3 separate regions of the Homo sapiens genome follow, and all the other regions are linked to region 3. A link is a loop called in an ENCODE intact Hi-C map of the cell type or tissue named here. Cell type or tissue: heart left ventricle. All regions are shown on one strand. Each heading gives the region's core, and the rest is flanking DNA. Links, peaks and the distances in the headings are about the cores only.

Region 1 (7,924 bases), core at 1,251-6,250, 300 kb after region 3:
CATTGACATTTTGGGCTGGATAATTCTTTGGCATGGAGATCGTCCTTTGTATTGCCTCTACTTACTAGATGCCAGCAGTGTCCTGCGCCCCATCCCCTCAGTTATAAAAATGAAAAATGTCTTGAGACACTTTTGTCTCAACGCGGGGAAAAACTAATCCCTGTTGAGAGCAAGGCTTAAATCTTTCAGTTACCAACCAAAAAAAGGTTATCCTAGTTTTGCAGAAATCACCTGAAGGGTAGAAAACAATTTTAAAAAACCATTTAAAAGCAATACTGCTCCAAGTTAGTTTTCTACCTACAGAAGAAAAAAATAGACACATTTATCTCATATTCATCTAGGTATTTAAAATATTAGGGTTTACAAAGTGAACACCTTAAAAATCTGAAACACTAAAAGTCAAGTAAAGTATCATCTTTACCAACGATTATTGCCTTATGCATTGATTAAATACCTAACCATTCAAGCAGCCAGAGGTAGGGTAGTATATTCTTTTTACATTACTATGGAGGCTAATATCAGATATTTTTTACTTTACATAATTTATATTATTTATTATTTGCAACAAATAATTGAGTAAGTACTTAATCCTTGCCATGTATTTTGCTAAACACTTGATGTATATGCATTATCTTACTGGAAGAAGAGATAAATCAATGTAATATCACTATCTTAGGTTATAAAGTTCATAATATTCAGGGTTTGGTTGTAACCAATCTTCCCTGTACACATCCAAAGAATATAAATACTATTAAAATATAGTAATCAGGATTCAAGCATGGTAAGCCATATACAAGCATGGCACTGAAGAAAAGAAGCTGTATTAACTCTAGCTAGAATGGTTCTTAAATTACTCTTAAATGCCTAACTTACAAGCAATGCAGTTTAGAAAACTAGACAACCCAGAAATTCAAACAAAGGAGAAGATGAAGGAAGGTCTTATTATTTAAAAAGCAATAAAAAAAATGTCAGTGCACAGTTACACAAATAAGTATTGGACTTTCTCAATTATGACATTCAAAAATTGAGTTCCCTTGTTTTTAATAGCATTTTTAAATTGAAATAAACAGCACATAACATTCACCATTTTCAAGTATATACTTCAGTGCTTCCCAGTATATTCACCTTGCTGTGCAACCATCGCTACTATCCAATTCCAGAACACTTCCATCACCCCAAAAGGACAATCTGTACCTACTGGCAGTTAGTCCTTCTCCTCCCCTCATTGTCAGGCAACCATTAATCTACTTTCTGTCTCTATGGATTTGCCTATTCTGGACATTTCATATAAAGAGAATCAACATGTGGCCTTTTGTGTCTGGCTTCTTTCACTTGGCAGAATGATTTCAAAATTCATCCACAGTATACTATGTAACAGTGTTTCCTTCTTTTTTTACGGATGAATAATCCCTTATTTTGCAGCAATTAAGTGAGGCATTTCAAGTACTATGTTTAGATATGTCACCTGAAACATTTTTAGCCATTCCTGGAGGCCTGTAGGTGGCTGGACAGATGTAATTCGGCGTCGTTGTTGCCCTTGGCCATTGGCTGCTCTGAGGTCCCCAAAAGTTGTTGGTGTTGCTGAACATGGTACAAGCCCAGTGGTACTACAAAAAAAAAAAAAAGAGAGAGAGAAAGGATAAAAGGAAAAAAACAAAAGTGAAAGCAAAGATAGATACTTATTAATAATAGATTCTAGTACAAAGAATGATGATCTGGCATATTTCAAACATCAATTAATTACCTTTCTTCCCAGAGATCACAGGTACACAAAACCTATTTGCTATTCTTACAGTAAGTTTCCTCCCTCCTATATAACGCCTGTTATTATCCCAGAAATGCTAATTGCAACCAAATAACAGAATCTCCATGACAAAACTGCAAGTTGTTAATATATACAAATAAAGTTAAAATATTTCCTTAGAACATACAAGTCCCACTTCTCCTATGACTGGTCTTTGGTGACATAAGTAAAGTTTAAATTTTCTTTATAAAAAGGGTTGTGATACTTTATTAAAGCTTTAAAAAACTCAGACATAGAAATACTATGTTCAAATGTTTTGAATTTCAAGAATCACATTATTCCTTAAGTTTGCCTCAGATGCCTTCAAAATTGTCTATAATATTTCTAATTTTTTACTGCTATTTATAAAGTTTGGTCTGAATAGTTGACAGGACTCAGTCTTGATTAGAAATACATTTATTCAAAACAGGTAAGTATTAAGAACTTATATGCAAAACTAAATAAGATCATCTAAACATTTTTATACAATAATTTAAATTTTGAGATTTAACTGTCTCAAACAAACTTGAAATTCAATTCTGCCACTAGTAAAATGAGGACGACTAGATGATCTCTCTAAAACTAACTACCCTAAAAATGACCAATTAATAGCAGAAAGAATATATAACTATATTACTAACGTATTAAACTTTCCTTTCTAATTTCTGCATGTAATTAAACTAAACTCAAGGTAAATATTGGGTATCCATTTTAAAGACCTTGGAAAAAAAGCAGCAGGAAGGTCTGGTTTAACAAAATTATATTTGAAAAGAAATTCTCACTCAATTCATTGAGCTATGTTGATTAATTATTTTAAATTCAAAGAACACTTACAAATTGCATCGTAATAGTTAACAATCAAACTCTGATAAATTACTAATGAAACAACTCCTCCAGCTGTTTTTTTCTATCCAGCATTATTTTGTTAAAAAATGTATCTCAGTCACCAGATTTTACAGAAAAGTCTTCTTATCTACTCCCTTTAAATCCTCTAATAGTATAAATCGAAGACAATCTTTAACATTCAGCAATTAAATCTATCTTTTCTTCTTTCAAATTCAAAGGTAAGTTCTATTTTCTTTTCCTCCAAAATAAAATAGGATATGTTTATAACAAATTTTTGATGGAAAAATCATAGTTTTATCTTATTAGCAAATCTGTCAAAAATATCACAAAATACCAAATATATACCTTCCTAACCGAGAGTCTCCAGAAAAACATGGAAATAAATATGCTGTTTGGTCTAATTTTGCTTTAATAAAATTATATATTAACAGGCTAAAAATAAAACTTCTGCCTTTTCAGTTGCTTTGTCAATATAAAAAGTGAGCAACTAAAGACAAATTTTACTAAAATGTGTTCTGTAATAAAAATTCAGCACTCATTTATTCTAAGCTGCCTTAAAAACAAGTGAACAATGTAATACCTTTGTCCTGGTATCAGCCATATTAATAGAAGACTGATACATTTAAAAAATAGCATTAACAGTTAGTTTAACATTAAATGCAAATTTCTCATCCAAGAAATACTTTATCATGACTAGAAGGGAAAAGCAAAATGAAGTGAATAGTTTCACTTGTCTCTCTATCCCTCCACACCCTCTGGTGGAAGTGCCAAAACACAGTAAAACTGTCAAAAGGCAAAGAGTAACAGGAAGGGGGACAGTTAACATAAGAAAAATCACACCGAAAAGCAGCTCCTGAATAAGAGATAGCTTTATTTTTCTTTTCTGTGTTATCTCTTCACTTTTTGAATGTAAGACTATTCCAATTATGATGATTTTCAAATTTCATAAAGCAGCATTTGAAAGAAATATTTTTTACAACTGAAATAAAAACAAGCTATTTCTCTGTAAGAGGCACAATCTGCAACAATGTTCAATAAAAAAATTATATCTGAGCAATGTTAATTTTAGTGCATCTTATAGAATAAAAATAACTAAATTGAAATATTTTGAGAGAAAGGAAGAAATGTCATAACCATGAAGTTCTTATGGTTTCTACTGTTAACTTTCAATCACTTATTTTAAAAACTGGCAATTATACAAAAAATTCTGTTTTAAAGACCAAAAAAAAAAGCTCTAAGATACTTCTGTCATTTAAATTTTAAAATACGACATTCCAAGTGACATTCAAAGCCACTTTTAATTGGCTGGGCAATAGACATTGTGCTTAAGTTAGCCTAATAACTGTGAGAGTGGGAAAAGTTTTATACTGATGTAAAATCCAAAAATAATGGGGACTGAAGTAGAAAAAGATTACAATTATGTTTCATTGTTATGGAAACTATTCTACTGGTATAGAAAAGAAATGTATGTGTTAAAAACTTAAGACCTACCAAGCCCATAAAAGAAAATTTCTAACACATTAATTTCATGAAATAAGATTGAGTTAGTAATTGTTTTACTTCACTGCTAATAAATGTATCTTCAAATTTCCATACATAAATGTCTACCCTAGAACAGCTGTTCCTATAGTAACAAGACACAGGGGCTCATATTCATATTTTATGGTTTACTTTTTAGAATTCCTTAAAAATTGTAATTTTAAATTTTTGTTCACAAGATAATTTCTGCTTGTGTCCTACTTCAAAATGTATTAGTAACAAAACATAAACTAAGGTGGCATTCCTCTTATTTAAAATGATATAGTTCTCAATTTCCGGTAATCTCAAAATGTGTTAAACAGTCAACCGTACTAGTAACATTATTATTCTACAAGAATAAACTAAAACACTTTCAGAATCAACTCTAAAAAACTGAGAATCATGAGATAATCATTATATTTAATATTACCTTGTATATTCTGAGACTTTGCATGGTTTCTTTCCCAAAGAAAAAGAGCGGACCTCAGAACCATGGTCCAACTTTCTTTTCATCTATAAGGTAAAACAAACAAGATATGTTTTTTAAAAATCGTCTAACTATCAAATCTTGAGTCAGCATGGTTAATATTTTAAATTCTTAAATTTTCATATGCCTACAATGTTAATTAAATATATAAAATAAATGTTTCATAGTTTCTTCTATTTGTTCTACTTTGTTTTACTCTGAATGGAATGGAAAGGTGAATTTTCCCCCCTAATATTTTATCCAGAAGAACAGTGTGTGATGATTTGAAAACTGATATTCATTATATATATATATTCCTTGAGATAATATATCTTTCATGTTTTCCAATTTAATAACCAACATAGGGAAAAATCTCAAGTTAATCCACACAGAAAATAATCATATTTAACGTGCCTTCCTCGTGAATCATTTTTCTTTAAAAACATGTTTTTAATAAAGATAAAATTCAAAATTGTAAAATCAGAAATAATTATGAAAGTAACAAACTCAATTTTAAACACTCATACCATTATAAGAGGGTAAAGAGCAGTATAAATAATCTTGAATAGTGATAAGGCATAAAGCAATTAATATGGGCAATAAGGACAGTTTTAAAAAGTAAATCAATAATAAGAGAAATCTGGAGATAGTATAATAACGCTGAGGGGAAAGTTGTCAATTGATATATATACAGAATATAGCTCTATTGACAGATACTCAGGACAAAATATTCTAATTTGAAAAGCAACAACAGAAAGGTTTTAAAAGAATCAGTTATGCCTCTTCTATAAGGTGTATCCAAAATCTACATTTTAAGGTGTTTCATTATGCCATGTTATACTATAAATATATTCAGAATTGTTTCTTGTCAACATCAATATTGAAATATTCTCATTTGACTATATGTATATTTTAAAACTAGAAAATAAAATCTGGTAAGATTTGACTTTTTCCATTTCAACAACCCCTTTTTAAGATTTGTGTCCACTAATTAATCACTGTATTACTGCAAGTTATAGGAGGAAAAACACTCCAAAGTGATAGAGAGCTATCCTCATGTTTATAAGTAGGTAAAAATCCTTGCTTTGCAGCAGCCTTATTTTCCTACCTCTTGCCTTACATGGGAACATCATAACATAGCATGATACAATATAAATACTAAAGAGACTTAAAATGTTTTAGAGCCACACTGAATAATAAAGACCATGTTTTTGTCATCACGAAGAGTTTTCTAAAATACTAGGATGATCTTACGACATTAGGGGCTAGAGGTGAGGGTACAACAAGCTCACCTACAATTTATACCTTAGTTCATGCCATACCTACTGGAAAGAAATGGAATTGATCTGGCTGGTTTCTTCCCTTTAGAAGTTTATATACTCATTACATTGTTTTAAAGTGATTCCTCTCAGAAACCATTATTTTCTTTCTCCAAATAATTTTATTAAAAAGCAAATATAAATATAAAAGCTGAAGTATATAGGTAGCCACGTGTTTCCGTGTATATAATTTATAGATACACACATATATATATAAACATACATGCAAATGAATCCATCAGGAAGGTCAGTCAGTACAGACTATGTTAAAATCTAGTTTTTTGATAACTTCCACAAATTCTTATCTTCATAATTAGGAGAAACTTTGATATTTATTCTAATTAAGTTTGTAATACTGGCTTTCAGAACTTCCCAGGATACCTTGTAAAAAACATTGGTGCAAATACCATTTGCCACTAAAAGCAAACTTTATTTCCATCTTAGAAATCCTTCAATGAATAAACATGCCCCAAAATGTGTATCAAGGAAACCACTGAGAAAGGATTTTATTTTAAAAATATTTTATAAAGGAAAGCACCTTCTGTATGACTATAGAAGTCTTTTAAATACTGTACTGTTTACTGAAAATACTGACTTCAGAACCAAAAATTAATTCTGCAATTTTTGAGGGGTACAGAAAGTAAACATGATCTCTTTAAATATAAATCCCAAATAGTCTCATGATTCTATACTTTTAAAGAGTCAACTAATGAAAAAAGAAAAACTGTATACAAGGTATAGAAAAATTGAAGGCAAAAGGTTCACTAAAAGCCAACTAAGGATAGAGTATTTCCAGGTCAGCATTTAACAGAGCCACATTTCTAAAGTCTCAATGTATTTTTAGTGAAAAATTCTCAGATTAAAATATACATTTTATCTTAAATTTAAAGCTTTTTCCAGCTCACAGTCTTTCCGTTATTTGCTTACATTCATGATATAAAACAGAATACCAGACATCCAGCCACCCACCAAAATTAGAGGATACTGCAGCCATCTCTGATGATACAGATTTTCCTTCTCAGGCAGGCATACACACACAATCACATAGCATAGGAAGAAAACAGCTTACTTACTTTGTAAAAAATCATTTTTAATGTGCCGTAGAAACCCATATTTTCTGTATTTTTCCCCTTCAGTGATTCTGTGCCCCCGTGTGTCCGGCTGCTTGGCAGTCTCTGACAATATAAACCTTTTTCAGGTAGGTATGTCACAGATTCTAATGTGGACATGCTCAGGCACGTCAGAAAAGGAAGATTAGGGAGCAGAACCGGCAACAAAACTCCACAGTAAAGGCAAATGCAGCTCAGTATCAAACCGCTTCTCGGGACACACATACATACATGCAGCTTGACTGAGAAGAACTCGAGGGAATAATGAGAGAGAACGGAGAAGATTATTGGAGGAGACTATGCCCTGTCAAAGCCTTGACTGAACAGATTCCTCCCTCAGCAGCAGAGGGATCAGATTACATCTTCCCTTGAACACAGAATGGTGCAGTCCAGGATTCAGCAATGCAGACTGCACATCAATTATATGGTGATCCGCTCCAGGGAACCCGTAAGAACACAACGCACTGAACAGAGGGAGGATGTGGGCAGCAGAGACCGCCCCCACACGACAGCCCCCTCTCCCCTTTCAAACTTTCAAGAGGTTATTTTTGTATTTTGTAAAACCTGCATTTTTGAAGAGTTTTAAATAGCAAGGAACATTTCCACAAATAAGTCTTTTCAGAAACATTTTGAAAATAGGATATATTTTCATACGGTCCCCCTGAACTGAGGCAAAGCATGCTATTTTCACTGTCATCCTACCGTAGTCCTGGCACAGACTAATCAGATTTTTCAAGTAGCTTGGATGGTACAAAACAGGCAATCCCGAAAAGAGAAATTAATATACTCTGGGGTTGACTGACAATAAAGTAAACTGGTTTGGAGCCGACAGCATTTGCAGAAATTATGTAATCTAAGTTATATTTCAAACTGCGTATTTTGG
Region 2 (7,924 bases), core at 1,251-6,250, 330 kb after region 3:
AGAAAATGTGGCAAATATACATCATGGAATACTATGCAGCCATAAAAAAGGATGAGTTCATGTCCTTTGTAGGGACATGGATGAAGATGGAAACCATCACTCTGAGCAAACTATCACAAGGACAGAAAACCAAACACCGCATGTTCTCACTCATAGGTGGGAATTGAACAATGAGAACATTTGGACACAGGGCTGGGAACATCACACACTGGGGCCTGTCGTGGGGTTGAGGGATGGGGCAAGGATAGCATTAGGAGAAATATCTAATGTAAATGACAAGTTAATGGGTACAGCAAACCAACATGGCACATGTATACATATGTAACAAACCTGCACGTTGTGCACATGTACCCTAGAACTTAAAGTATAAAAAAAAACTAGCTATACTTGTATACATTTCATATATATTATATATATTCACATATTTTAATCTCTATGAAAAGAACAAGTTCTATTTCCTTTAAAATTAAATTGAATACTACATATGTTACACAAAATTGCCTAGCTTTATTTTGCTTCAGTTGCTTTTCATCAGCATCTCCCATTGAGAGAGGATATATCAAGAAATACTAGTTAATAAAAAAGGGCCAAAAAGACTAAGATCCCACTAAAATACTCTAATAAAAATGATGGTTATTTTAATTATACTTCATTCACTTTGGTTTTGTGAATATGCAAAATATGCAAGAAATATTTTTAACAATAGATACATTTCTGGGCATACCATTCACTTCTAACTTTGTATGCAGATAAAACATTCCTCGACTTAATCTTCAACGTAGTCAACACTATACACACTGATATCTAAATCTTTAGTTTTCACTTTCTAATAAATATTCTAATATACAGAAACTGAAGAATGTTATTACCATTTTCACAAAGCATCTACATTTTTGTATATAGATGTAGACATTTTAAGTAAATATATTTAAGACTACGACAACACAAGTTGATGATACTAGGTGACAGTATTAATGCTTTTAAAATTATACTAAAGAAAAAACATACTAATATAAAGAAGAAAAAAACTGGTAAGTTTTTTTTGGAGGAGGTATGGTTTGCCATTTATTACTTTTTTTTTGTAAGAGTCGATTAATATTCTAAAAAGGTCTACGAAAAAGCTGAACAACCTCTCAAGCTCTGAATCCATGGCACTGACCTTAGGACTTTCTCAGAATGATTTTTAACGCACTCTGTTATTAGTAAAACCTGTTCAAACACATGCCCCATCTGCCAGCACCCCATCTGCAAGAGAGCTTCTTATTCTTGTAGACAGTACAACTTCTGCCTGTTTCCTTCTCTTCTCTACATACCAGCTGTATGGTAATGAGCATGAGCAGCTGAAAAATACTGCATTATAACAAAGCTAATATGAAAACAGCAGAATAGGACTTCCCTTCAATGAAGCAGTTGTAGCATGAACATAGCTGATAAGCTATTAAATAGAGGTAGGGGGTGGTTAGAATTTTACTTCTATGTGTGTGGGATGCCCGTGTGTGCGGATGCATGCATGTGTGTGTGTTAAATATGGAATTTCTGTATAACACAGAAATAACAAGAACCAAGAGAAGCACAGGGTACTAAAGAAAGGTCTAATTTTCTAAGTACTTTTGTTAAAATTTGTGAATCAGTTCTTTAAATGTTTTAAGTCTCAATTCTTATGTAGTAATGATATATCAGGTACCATTTTGACAAGACAGTTTTCAAATTTGTTAAAAAGTATGTTACATTTCTTAATTACCAAATTTTGGGGGCTTCAGTAGGAAAATGGTGTCAGAACTTAAAATTATAATGGAAACTATATACTAGACATTTTAGCAGCTAACATAATATGTAAATCAATAACATGTATTTTTAATTCTTATATAGCGATTTTAAAAATTCCAATTTAATGACATTTGAAACCAACACATTTATTCTGAACATCTGAGAATCTCCAAACAAACTACCAAGATGTCACATATGCTTTTCTTCATGTAGGGAGACATAATGGGGTTAATTTTTACATATATGATAGTCGCACTGAATGAATCTACATAATGTAAGTAGAACCAAATCACATTAACTTTTTATGCATGGTATCTTTCCACTCAGAGAAGATTAAAAGTCACTCAGGAAACTGTTTAAGAAAAATTATTCAAAATTTATGCTGTGCATCTTCTTTTACCACTTGAAGAAACTAAAAATGAAAAAAATACTCAAAATCTCTATCATAAGTACTATTACATCAGGAGAATTAATTATAAATTTTACCAACACATCTAAAAATGTCTTATGAGGGCTTCATAATAGTTACAGAACTCTTGTACATAACCATGCTTTCCATGGGTTATTTCATTTTATCCTTACAACAACCCTCTGTAAAAGGTACTACTATTAGCTCTTCACAGATAAGGCTTAGTAAGTGGTACAGCAAAGAACTTAAACCCAGGTCCAACTGACCCTATAATCCGCGCTCTTAGGCACTCTGCTTTTCTGATATGAACTCCACGAGGGTGATGGCTGGGATGTTTTGTTCACTGTTGTACTCTAAATGCCTAAAGCAGTCCGTGGCTCATAGGAGGTGTTGAATAAAGTGAATACATAGATGGAAGAGATAACTGCTCAGTTGTCTTCTTTTAAATATTAAGTCGGGGGAAAAGTTACTATATTTTGTAATAAAGTTTGTAATAACCTTAACCATTTTGACACGAAAAAAAGATGTACCAATTAAAGAATCTTAAAAATAAGACTGTTCGGTAATCTCAGTTTTGTTCACTTGTCATATTGAAAAATTAAGACTGTAAAAATTATCATAAACATTCATTTTGAAAGGATGACACAGAGTAAGGGCAAAACTGCACTGATCTTGGTATTTTCCGGTTTTTATGAATCCATTTATTCTCATTTTTATTGTCAGACAATAAAAATGCATTTTTCCTTTTAACTAAACATATTCCTTGACTTCAAATATAAATCAGGGCCAAGAGCTTTCATAATATAAGAGATTTTGTATAACACATGTAAGAACATGAACTGAAAGAATAGTTCCAACTTAATGAAGCAGTACCAACCATCCTTTAAAAAAGCAAGATATAGTTATGTTATCTTAGAGAAGAACAAACTTCTAACAGTAACACAGATTTTTAAAACTCACAAATTCAGACAAGATTTACAAAAACAGTACTATACTGCCCCTACATGTTCATATTAGTAGCAACAGTGACATTTTAAAATCTAAAGTGATAACGCAGAGATTTCTATGGATTATTGAAAAGCTGTTTAAGCTGAAATTGTTCCCAAGTGAACTATATGAAATCACCCACACATAAAAATGTAATTAAATAGCTCATAAGTTTCAATTTTCATGTTCAAGACTAGCAAAGGAGAAGAAATTTAAGAAAATCCCATTCAACATTACCATAAATTTTCTCAAATCCTCAAAACAGATTTTCCCATCATTATATGAGGATACCACAAAATAATCATAAACAAATGGCTAATTAGCCATGTGCTTTTGGGATAAATATTTAACCTTTTCTGTCTCTTTTATGTATGGGGTGGGGAGTGCTACCTTTACTTGAGGAAGAAAGTTCAAATTAAAAGTCTTGATTTAGTTGTGAGTAAATTCCTAATGAATGCAAACATGGAATTCCACTATAAAATTAATGTTTCAAGTTAATTATATCAAAATATTACATGTATAGTGGATCACTGCAATGTTTTTAGCATTATCTACACTTGGAGGTGCTACTTTCAATGGCCACTTTCAACTATTCTCTCTCTCAAAGAAAAACAAATATGCAAATAATGCCAATGTAGTAAGATGTACGTTTGAGAAATGATGGCTCTCCTAAGAAGAAAAGCCTGCTATTTTATGGTTCGATAGCTCTGAAAAATATTCAGTATAGAAAAACAGAATTACAAAAACAGTATTAATATTTGAGAAAGACTCACTGCTTCCCCCATTCCTAAATTGCAATGAAGTTTATAAATATATAAACACAAGACACTATCAAAGTCACAAAAGAAAACTTTATTAATCTAAGATATTGACTTAAAAAAACCCTACTTTAATAATTTTACCCTTCATATTTTAGGAGTAAAACACTATATATACAAATAAAGAGACGTGCTGCATCAGCAGGTACTTGTGAAAGGAAATAACTGAATTGAAACTGCTAACATTTAGAATGTCATCAACTTTACCAAAAATGCTGGGCCTTTCCACTATTATTTCTATAGTAAAATTAATATCATCTTTAAAAATCTTAAATTATATCTACTGTTATTTATACCAAAATATAACACAAATATATCTACCATAAATTTTATCTACCATTATATAACTAATTTATATGTGAGATACATGCTAGTTTCTGCAACCTTCCATAGTGGCATGGAAAAAGACAAGAAGTCTAATTCTGATCCAGGAATAATTCAGAAAGAAATCACTAAGCTGTGCCTGATAGAATTATTAAAAACACCAAAAGAAAGTTGTTTCACAAAAATATTTAAAAAGGGAGTTAAATGGAATCCTATTTATCATTTCAGAGCATCAAAATAATATTTTGCTTGTAATAGATACTATCTAACAGTATTTGAAAACCGGCAGATTATACATTTCAATAAGGCCACTAACTTAATTCTATCAAATCAGGTAAATTGTATGTACATGTATGTAGTTATGTATACATATGAAAAAACTATAATACAAATTATCACCAAATGATTTAGAAATGAAAAGTGTATAATTTAATAAAGGAGTCTGATGACACACTGTATGTTGGCACAAACTGCCTCTTGCCTTGGAGGACTTCTCAGGACCGCTAAAATGTTGAAAGGACTTTTTTTCCTGTTTTGTTCACTAATGTATCCCAAGTGCCTAGAACTGGGCCTGGCTATTAGCAGATGCTTATTTGTTGAATAAATTAATTAAGCCATGTTCATCTAATTTTGATATGTGACCATGAAATGTGGATGATGAGACAAGTCTCTCAGAGACATGAAGGCATTTGTGGATTCCTTAAGGGAAAGGTGTGCTGTCTTATTCATCTTTGTAACAGTAGCAACACACACAGAGAGTATGCATACTATATATCAGCAGATTAAAATTAATTTTGTGGTGTTAATTTCCCATGGAAATACTGGGACAATTAAAAAAAATGTGGTTGAGGTTCTCTACACTCATTTAAAGAATAAGTCTATTAGCATGAGCTGTATTTTAATCACTGAAGAAAAGTAATATAAAAGCTCCAAACTATCATTGTATTATATGGTTATAATAGCCTATAATTAGGTTAATAAACTTTAGGTACTCATCTATATATGTATGTTTTAAAGTATTTAATATGCATGTACTCAGAGACTTAAGATAAAGCTTAGACTACTCTGACATTTCAAAGTGTGTTCAGTTTTTTATGAGTGGGTGACAGTTGTAAAACTCTAAGGTCTCTGGATTTAGTTCCATGCTCTTGGAGACAGCTGTGTTCCTAAATTCAGAATATTTTGAATTGTAGAAAGGTAACAGAGTGCATATACTATTTATTACAGAGCACTTCCAGTATATCACACATTAGTGTTTCTCCAGCAAAATATATGAATATTCAGATAAATAATAAAGATGACTGTTTTATGTTAGTTTGGGTTAGGTTTTGCTACCTTTATTTTTAAATTTTCAGTTTTCAGAGCATGATGGATTTCTGCTTTGCAGACAAGGGACTGTGGACTTATTTCACACTTGTTTACCTTGCCAGGAGCTTAGTTCCAAGTTTATTTTTAGCATATTTTTCATCTGTCTTCTATATTACAAGCCTCAACATTAAGTTAGTTTCTGTAAAACCTAACTTAGTTTATATTTACAAATTTAAATAGCCTTGCCCTTTGATGTCAAAATTATACAAATTGTTACCTAATTAAAAATTTGTTACATAAAAGACAAAATCATACAAGTTGTTTCCATAGTGTAGTTACAGATTTATAAATCATGTGCTAAGTCGCTTTGTACTCCTATCTGACAACTAGGGCACAACCCAATACTAAAACATCATCTGATGACAAAAACATACAGAAGGCAGTATTATCAGTAATTAGATATTGAGACCATCATAAATTGTTGGGAAAGGTGAGAATTACACATTTAAAATTCCAAGATTATATGGCAAAAGTTAACCCTTAAAACATTTGGACACTAAGGGTCTGTTCAACAAATGCCTACTCCAGATCCGTTTCCTGCAGTGGCTGTGATGCTGGAATAAGACTGCTTGAGTTAGTGTCCTAGCTACATTACTTACTAGCTAAGGGGCAAGAACCTTCCTATGCCTGAGATTCCTCACGTGTAAAACAGGTAAAATACAATACAACGTACTTCACAAGGTGATTTTAAGGATTAAATGAGTTTATGTATAGAAAGTAACTAGAGTAGTGCCTCTTCTACATCCCAAATCATACCTTATTCTATTACCCTATTTTACTGTCATCAAAATATTAACAGTAGTATTTATTTTCTGTCTCCCCAAACTACAATCTAAGCTCCATGAGGGCATGGCCTTTGTCTATCAAGTTCACTGTTATATCTACAGTTTCTAGGAAAGTTCTCTACTCTAGGTGCTCAATACGTATTTTTTCAACATTAATAAATTGACGGCAAGATGTAATTTGCAGCAGTATACTTAATATGAAAAAACATAAGACAAGACACGATCCCAAGCAATGATACAAGTTCCCTCTATCACTCCTCTGATCACCTACTTAGCAAACATCTTCATGTTTTAATTCAGGGTTACTGTGAAGCCCTTCCTGAACCACTCATATTGAGCTCTGAGTGCCTCCTCATACTCTGACAGTACTTTGTACGTAGGTCCATTTAAGCAGTTATTATTTTGTACTATAATGGTTTGTTTGTAGTTTTATCACTGTGACTTTTCATTTGTGCATGGGCATGGGGGATCATCATCTTATTTATAGCCGGTGGCTTGCACAGCACAGAGAATGCAAAGAAAACCGACAATTACATTGCTTACTCATGTTGATGCATGATGTGTGAAACATTCTTAAAGAGAAAAAGACCAAAGGATCTAAAATAGAATGGTCTGATATGTGATAACTGACAGTAATTAATGCCTTTATTGATAAAGTAAGTAGTGACCATAAAAAACACCAAAGGATCTGGAAATGTTTATATTTTCCAAGTACCAATGGAAGATATATGCAAGTAAGAGAAGCTTAGAAAGCCACATTTTAGTTTCCTCACTCAAAAACAAACAAACAAAAACAAAACAAACCAAAAAAACCCCACCACAAAACAGGTACCCTATTAAATTCCCTCTCTAAATTTGCTCATACCACCACCCTATTCTTTCTTCTCTTCAAAGTACTGTATTTTTTTTCTCTATTTCAGCATTTTCTGATATTTAGGAGCTACTCTAGACTCCCAAAAGTACCACCTAAATGACTATACCATGTGTGTTTCTTTTTCATTTTCAAAATTAGTACATAGTAATTACTTTTAAAATTAAGTGTCAAACTGTATCTGAGTTTCGTTAAATTTAGAAAATGAAATATTCAAAATCACAGCTGCACAGTCACTTAAAAACATTTAGTAAACAAAAACAAGCCACATTCTTACAGCACAAAAATTCCTTAAGGATTTTTCCAAGTTTAACAGACACTTCAATGAATCAGCCATAGAAATATTTATACTAACTTTCTCCTGCATATCTCTGGAAGCATAAAAAGGTATTAAAAATAACCTCTGAATTGTAAGAGTTTATAACCTAACCAAGGAGATATCTATACAAAGTTGTCATATAACATCATTGAGCAGCCCATATAGTATGCCTAAGGACCAAAGATAACAGCAATAATTGAGGACAACAGTGGATGAAACCAGTGCCAGAAGGGAGGTTTCAAGAGAGAGGTAAGCTGGACCATGAGGTCATGGAAA
Region 3 (7,924 bases), core at 1,734-6,733:
ATCAAAGCCATTTTAAAAGTCTCTATTTTCCTCCAGCGTCTCCCTCCTGGTGGAGAGATGCCTGCCACCTGCTCGGGTAGCCTGTGTGTTTTTGGGTCACACTGCAGGTTTCCAGTGCCTTGGTTGCTTTGCTCTTTTACAAACCAACCACCAAGAGCCCTTTCACTTCCCCACCGCCCCCACCCACCAGCTACAGTCCATCTTACCTTTACTACTGAGACAAAATTGGTCCTCTTAAAATCATCAGGGGCCTGTTCTCTGTCTTCCTCTGTTTGCCTCTGTGGAGGGCTGGACACTGCGGAGCAATCCTTCTTTCCTTTCCTGGAACTGTTTTCGGCAGTAGCTTCTCTTTTTACTGCTACTTTGTTGCCTCCTCTTTTTCCAGGATCTGGCCGTCTCCCCCACCCTAAAATCCCCTCCCTGCATGCCCTATCCCACTCCTACCTCCCCAGGCCAGACTTCAGGGCAAGCTAAAGTCCCATCATCCTCACAAAGACTTCCAGAACTCTCGAGGTTCCAGAGAGCACTCTCCTCTGAATTTCAAAAGACTGGCCTGGCATATTGCTCATTACGACCTTGGAAAGACAGAGGCTACCTGTGTTTTCTGTGCATGATGCTTCTCTATTCCTCGAGGTTTGCAAGCTCCTCGAGGGCAGGCACAGAACTTTCTGTATGAGAAGGGCTCTGTCAACATTGTTGATATATTACGAGTCGCTCCCATTTACTGAGTGAGGCTGGGATGTGTATGTATCTATATGTCTATCTGTCTGTGTATATATCTATGTATCTATGTATATATCTATCTGTCATCTATTTATCTAGTTACAATTATCTATCAATCATCCATCTATCTTATCTGGTCATCACAACATTCCATGAAGTAGCTATTACTACGTTAATTGTATACTTGAAGAAACTGAAGGTCAGAGAGAAAAAAAAGAACCTGAGCAAGACCAAACAGCTAGAAAGAAAGAGGGCCCAGGATCATAATTTTAGCATGCTTCCAAGCCCTATGCACTAAATAAGTAGCCTCTAAACTTTCTGTATCGGGCATCCCTTTCAGAAAATATATGTCTTTGTTTGCCATTTCTAACTTATATGTATTTACCATATTATTAATATATTAAGTGCATTATAAAACATAAACTACAAAAAATAGAAATTAAAGGATAATACCCTAAATATAGATTGTGGTCTCTCACTAAAAGAAACTAGGTCTTGGGAGAAGTGTCTAATTTTTAGTCTGGGAAGTGCACCTGGAACATTTTGTCATACAGAAAGCCAGGAATCTATCAATTATTATTGGGTCCTGTCAAAAGGATGTGGGAACCAACCTGAAGAGGTTTCCATTGGCTAAACATGGGACATTTTGAGCAAACTGCGATTGATTAAACCACATTTTAGGGGTGTGTGTGTGTGTGTGTGTGTATTTTTTTCAAATTTATATGCTTATTATGATACTAAAAAGATACCTTGGTGATCACTTTTAGAGAATACTAGATGACCAACTAATTACTTTGAAAACTGGTAAAGAAAAAGAAGCATTTGTTCTGCCCTTCCTGTAAGAATTGTGTCCCTGGATTAGCAAATAGACGATGAGAAGATTCTCTTAAAGAAGTATTCCAACTAATAAGTGAAGACACATAGATAGAATGAGGATACCATAGGACACCACACTTTGTAAGTGGTAGTGAACAAGGTATTTGATAATGATTGCTATCACAAAAAAAGAGACAAGCAGACATTACGTTCCCCCAACAGATGTCCATAACACCAATTGCAAAATGTTCTTGTCAGAAAGATTTAATATGAACCTGATGGAGCCTCTTGATTTCCCATTTACAGAAAGTACAGGGGATGGAGGCACATGATAAATGATACCATGGGAACATAATCAGCAGAATCTAGCCTGTAGATTAACCAAGAAAAGCAACCCAAGTTTTTCAACCAAAAAAAAAAAATTTGCAAAAATAGAGAATGAGAGATTGAGAGAGGGAGCAATAGATTAAAAGAGACCTGAGGGACATATTTATGTATCACAATGTGTGGACTTTGTTTGGATCCCAACTCAAACTGTAAAAAAAATTTTTAGGAAAATCAAGGAAATATGAGCACTGATTGGATATTCAGTTATATTGTGGGCTAATTATTGATGTTTTTGGACTATAATGATGTTGTGGTTCAAGTTTTAGAAAGAGAGGGCATGTTTTTTAGGCCCATATATTGAAATATTTACAGATGTAATGAGTTAGTGTTTGCTGTCTTAGATAACAAAATAAAGGAGCAGGGGGGACAAGTAGGTGGGTAAATAGGGGAAATAAGACTGGCCTTGGAGTTGGTAATTTTTGAAGTTGAATGGTGGGAACATGGGTATATGGGAGGTTCATTATATGGTTCTACTTTTATATACATTTAAACTTTTAACAAAAAAATGGTTTTGTAATGATGATATTACAGTAAATATAAAGAGTTTTAATCTTTCGTTTCTTCCTCCTTCCCTTCCTCCTTCTTCCTTTCCTTTCTTCCTCACCCTTTCCTTCCCCTCCCCTCCCCTTCCAATTCCTTCTTTCCTCTTCTTTCTTCCCGTGGGTTGTTCGGAGGTGGTGCCCTTGAGGATGCCCCACTTTGGGGACCTTTGCTCTCGTCCCCTATGCAGCATCACCTCTCAACCTGGGGCCCGGGGAGGCTTGACCATGAGAAGTGTCTCTTCCATCCAGGAACCAAGGTCTGCACTGCATCTCCAAGCCTGCAGAGAAATGATGTGTGACAGCCCGCCTTGACAAATCAGCACTGCTTACAGCCCTGCCACCAGAATGCCTTCACTCTGTCCAACTTGAATTCCCTTTAAAGCAATGGAAGGAATCTGCTTTCCAAGATCCCTTCAGAAGGAAAGATTTGCATTGTTTAAAGGAGAATAAAAATCAGATGTCTAAGAAAAAGGAAAAAGACAAAGTCTCCTTTCAAGAAGTAACAACTCTGCCAGCTTACTCAGGTCATGAAATAATGCTGTTGGCAATGACTTTGGGGTGTTCTGTCACAGTCTCAGTACACTTTCTCCCCCCTGGGCAGTATTTTATAGTTACTGCTTCTACGCCCCATTGGCTCAGACATAATTTATTATTTGTTTACATGTTTCACTTACTCTGCTAAGGTGGAAGTCCGGTGATGCATTATTACTGACAGCATCAGTGTGTGTGTGTGTGTGTCTGTGTGTGTCTATTTGTGTGTCATTGAAAGACTCAAGGAGATCTGACGGGTTCTGAACCTGCAAGTTTTCAGAGCACAAGTGGCCCCCCCAGGTCTACAAGAGCCTCCCTGGGCTCTTGGCTCAGATCAAATGTGTCCTATGTCCCTGTAGTTAGTTCCTTCTACTTCTCTGAGGACCAAGACAATTCCAGGAAGACACAGGCTCCCCGGGACTGTGACTTTCTATTCTCTCCTTTGACTTGTCTTCCTGTGTAGTGATCAAAGTCCTCCCATTTCTGGGGGGAACGTCACAGTTTACACAGCACTTTCTTCACGACAATAGCATGAAGAAAATAATACCTGCCCTTTATCTCCACATGAGACACAGACAGGTCAAGGACGTGTGCAAGTTCAAAGAGCAAGAGTGGAATCCAGCCCGAACCAGCACCCCATGATGGAAGGGGAATGACCGTGGCTGGCCCAGTCACTTACAGCTCTTTGACCAGGGGCAGCTCACGAAAAGCTCAGGTTCTTCACCTGCTAAAAGATGGCAGTGATAGTGCTTACTGCACAGGGCTGTTTTAGAAATAAAATAGATTTCTAAAAGTGCTCAGCAAAATGACTAGCATGTAATAAACGTGCAATAAATGCTACCAACATTAATGGTCTTTTCAAAGCATTGTGTTTACAAAAGCTTTAGGGCTTATAATAAGAACGGTAGTAGGTGACTCTTTTGTAATATAATAATAATAATGATAATAATAAAATAATAGGTGGCTTACAGGCACCATTTGAATTCCCCTATGTGCATTAACCCTTTCATGTGTCATTAAGTCCTTTATGCATTTTTGTCACAACAAACCTATGTGGTAGGTAGCATTAGTACTCCTATATTAGGGATGAAGGACACAGAGGGTAGTTAGGTTTAAGTAACCTGGCCTTTTACAAAGAATTAGCCCGCATCTGAAGTGTTTCTCTGCTCTTTACTGTCCTCATTCAGGGAGCATGGGACCGTGACCCCCCCATGCATCAGCACCTGCTGAGAACTCAACAACCTCCGTAGCTTCCGCTCCCTGGCTTCCCCCTCTAGCAGTAAAGTTCATGATTTTATGTATCAGGTGCTCTTAGGGAGAGGAAACCACGGCCCAGAGGGATTAGCGACTTGCCCAAATCCACGTGGGGAGCTGGATTTAGAGCCGGCCTGAGGATCAAGTCTGTGTTCTCACTCTCCCTTCCGTGTCCCCGGGATGCTGTAAGAATGCACAGGGCCTTGGGACCTCGGTCCTCCCTGCTGCCTGCAGCCCCAGGGCTTTAGCAGGCTTGGACTCCCGCGCGGAGCCGCTGCAGCCGTCGGGGCCAGAGGGACAGGAACGTTCAATAGGGGGCGCCTGAGAGCCCAGGTGGGCGCTGAGCTCCTGGCTTCCCTCCCTCCGGGCCCAGCCGACAGGGAGGGGTTAGGAATTTAATCCTCCGCATTCCAGCCAGGGTTCCTGTGACATAATGAGGCCCAAGGAGGGATCTCGAGTGACTTGTCAGCAGAACCCCCAAAGGGATTTTCTATAGATAGCCAGGGCGTGTCTCGGGCTCGGTTCTCTGCGGCAGGAAAGTTCTTTAATGCCTGGGCTGGGCAACGCCGTGCGCAGCAGGTGGGTCGGGTGAGGCCCGCCAGGCGCTGGGCCCAGAGGACTCCGCGACGCTAGGAAATGTGTGGCAGCCGGGGAGGGGACGCAAGGAGCCCGGGCCAGGAGAGGGAATTCCAACTATGGCGTTTTGGAGAAAACTATTTAGTTATTTGCCCTCGCTGACCCCACCCCACGTTGGGACTGCGGCTGCAAGGAGAGGTCCCAAATACTGAGCCTGACACAGCCTTTGATGCTGGCTCTGGAAAGATTCTGTGGCATGAACCTGGCTCTCTTTGGAGAGACAGACGTGTTTGGAATGTTGGTGTCTGGAGTGCTGTGATTGGAGGCTTGAGGTTTCAGAGTTCCTTAATTTGCATGGCCATGCACCAAGGTTATTATTTTCCACAACAGAGGATTGAAATTTGAAACTCTGTTTACCTTCCAGATTCCAAACAAGCAACATTCCTATCAATAATGTCACGTAAATAACGGCATGATAGCCGAGAATCCTGTCATTAGTAATGTATATATATATATATATATATTTTTCATTCTGTTTGCTGGTGGAAAGGGATTCTCAGAAGCTATGCATATATTTTACATAAAATAATAGCTAAGCCGCCAAGGGCTTTAACGATATAATTTCATCATGGGATTCTGGGCTCTTTGGTTTATGCTGCCATCAGAACCCCAAGACAGAATTAATTCATGTAACTGGGACAAGCCCAAATGCTGTTTTCCCGTTCCCCTTATAAGTGAACTCAACTATTTTAATTGGCCAAACATTTGGTGGGTAGGGTATAGGGTGGAGAAAAGCCTGTCTACTATATTTATTAGCGTCTGAATAAATTCATTAGAGGCAGCATATTGTTGTTGTTAAAAACATGAAGTTTGCTTCAAATAGCCTGGGTCTGAATCCTCACTTGGTCTTAAAGCTATGAAAACTTGGGCAAGTTATTATCCTGGAGCCTCCATTTCCTCATCTGTAAAATGTGGCTGCTGATCCCTAGCTCTCAGCATGGTTGAGCCATGATTAAATGGCTCATGATTGAATGCCACTGGAACTGATGGAATGTATGAGTTTAATACCCGTCAAGGGTCCTTCGCACAGTACCTGGAGCCTACAATAACTGTCAATAGATGGCTGCTTTATGATTAGCTCAATGGCAAAAGTAAAACATCCTTGAAACTGTTCCCTGACACCATGAAGGCCCAAGAATCTTAGCCACTTCCCTCCAGAAGCTCCTCTTTTTAGCTCCTAAATTCCCCAGATGCTCCACATTTGTAAATTGTATTATTCCCATCCAGAGAGCAGGGTGGCAGCCCCCACCCTGTCTGGAATCTCAGAAACACCTCTGAGATTCTGACCTACTGCAGCTGCCTGTTACAAATAATTCGGGAAACATGCAACAGAACATATTGCAGCTCCACAGAAAGGTCTGAAGAGTGGACCTTGTGTGTCTGTCACGGATCTGCTTTCTCCTGCAGAAGAACCAAGGCAGGGCTCTGCCTGGAAGAGCACCCCCTGGGCTCCTCAGTGAGAAGCTCATGTGCCCCCCAACATCTGTTACAGTGCTACCTTGTCATGGTGGATAGGAGGGCTTCTCTCTAGATGTACACACAATTCTTGCCTGTGAGTAGACCTTAGCTTTGTAATACTGGATAAGATTATGGCTTCAAGTCTTGCCTCCACTCTGTACTAGCTGTGTGACCTTGGGTGAGGAACTTTAGCATTTTTGAAACTGTTTATTCTTAAATCTGCAAGACGAAAAGAATGGTAAGTCTCTCACTGGATGGCTGGGTAGAATAAATGGATTGTCACAGGTAAAATGACCAGTACAGCTTCTGGCACAGAGCAGAGGGAGATAAGGCTGAATGCCCTTTCAGAAAGACGAATTATTGCAGCCCATAGCCAGGTAAGCAAGACATTCACCCTCACAAGCAGCCCAATTACTGATACCACTCCCTTTCCCGAGGCTTTCTCCAAGTACGCTAAACTAAGTGACCTGAGAAAAGCCCTTTTAGGGGTCCTGTTGCTGTTAACAAACAAAGGAAGAGGAAATTTTATTTAAAACATGTTTTTTTCTGGTTGAAATATGGTCACCCTATTTTCCAGCTGGGACCTCCAGCACCGAAAGTCCCAGTTGATTGAGAGTAGCATTAGAGTTTTTAAATATTACTTGTCAAGCAATGGCAATGGGCAATCACTAGAGAAGGGCAGGGCTGTGCCCCACAGGCTGCTGGCAGTGTCCCATGGAGGCTGCGTGTTGAGATTTTCCTTCCTAACCCAGTGACTGTAGCTTTGTAATAGCCAAGAATTGGGGTTGGATTTATACAATCTCAAGCCTTTTCTCCTTATTTTATGCAGCTTTTTGCTATGTACCTTTGCTCTCTCTGAAAATATTTTCTTCTCACCTATGTGAGTAAACTGGTCACAGTCATTTTTAGGAACTGTGAATGTAGTTGAATTTATTTGCAGGTCAACTCTGCAGCTGCCAAATGCCTAAAACAGATCATTGGAGAGAAAGAATTCTAGCTACAGAGGAAAATAAATGTAGACTTTCTTGGTTTTGCCTCTAAAGTGGATACTGTGCCTGTTAAGTCCTGTGTATTTCCCCCACAGCACCTAGAACTGTTCTCCCCAGTCACTGGCATTTCATACATAGCACTGTCTAACTTAAGGTTCAGGAAGGGACTAGAGGCATATGGAGTGGGGAGAGGGCTGCAGAAAATAGATTTTCCTCTTTTTAGTAACCTGTTGTTTGCAATTGACACCATTATACACCCCAGAGAGCTAAGTATATAGTTTATAGTAAATCATTCAAAGAAAGTGTCAATCAATATACAAGATGCTGCATAATATAGCCACCAGACACTCACTGTTTTTTTTTTTTTTTTTGAGATAGAGTCTCACTCTATCACCCAGGCTGGAGTGCAGTGGCGCGATCTTGGCTCCCTGCAACCTCCACCTCCCGGCTTCAAGTGATTCTCCTGCCTCAGCCTCCAGAGTAGCTGGGACTACAGGCGCGCATCACCATGCCTGGCTAATTTTTTTGTATTTTTAGTAGAGACAGGGTTTCACCATCTTACCCTAGCACCACGTTACATATGTATAG

Evidence for each region. Hi-C counts contacts between places; a loop is a spot of excess contacts. Peaks named below come from ENCODE experiments on the same cell type or tissue, not always from the same donor. Only the 100,000 strongest peaks of a DNase experiment are listed, where the experiment ranks them.
Region 1: it touches region 3 in a loop (1.9-fold over the local background); 6 of 110 quality-filtered maps call a loop at or near these places.
Region 2: it touches region 3 in a loop (2.4-fold over the local background); 14 of 110 quality-filtered maps call a loop at or near these places.

Annotation. Positions count from the first base shown.
Region 1 is chr4:152,345,465-152,353,388 of GRCh38, forward strand. FBXW7 (F-box and WD repeat domain containing 7) reads right to left here. Exons shown (of 14, transcript NM_001349798.2): 5 at 4,578-4,660; 6 at 1,466-1,607. Among named protein-coding and RNA genes, the nearest start is that of FBXW7-AS1, 12 kb to the left of the region's middle. In heart left ventricle, for the core only: a CTCF peak has its summit at 3,409 (motif pointing left); no DNase peak of the experiment used is centred there; H3K4me3 peaks cover 2,287 bases.
Region 2 is chr4:152,366,905-152,374,828 of GRCh38, forward strand. The region is part of intron 4 of FBXW7 (F-box and WD repeat domain containing 7); the gene reads right to left. Among named protein-coding and RNA genes, the nearest start is that of FBXW7-AS1, 33 kb to the left of the region's middle. RefSeq lists an enhancer at 1-2,461. In heart left ventricle, for the core only: a CTCF peak has its summit at 3,188; no DNase peak of the experiment used is centred there; H3K27ac peaks cover 785 bases.
Region 3 is chr4:152,041,362-152,049,285 of GRCh38, forward strand. No RefSeq gene overlaps it. Among named protein-coding and RNA genes, the nearest start is that of LINC02273, 55 kb to the right of the region's middle. RefSeq lists a silencer at 121-200 and enhancers at 4,270-4,319, 4,440-4,519. In heart left ventricle, for the core only: a CTCF peak has its summit at 4,561 (motif pointing right); a DNase peak (open chromatin) is centred at 4,580; H3K4me3 peaks cover 619 bases; H3K27ac peaks cover 1,373 bases; H3K27me3 peaks cover 407 bases.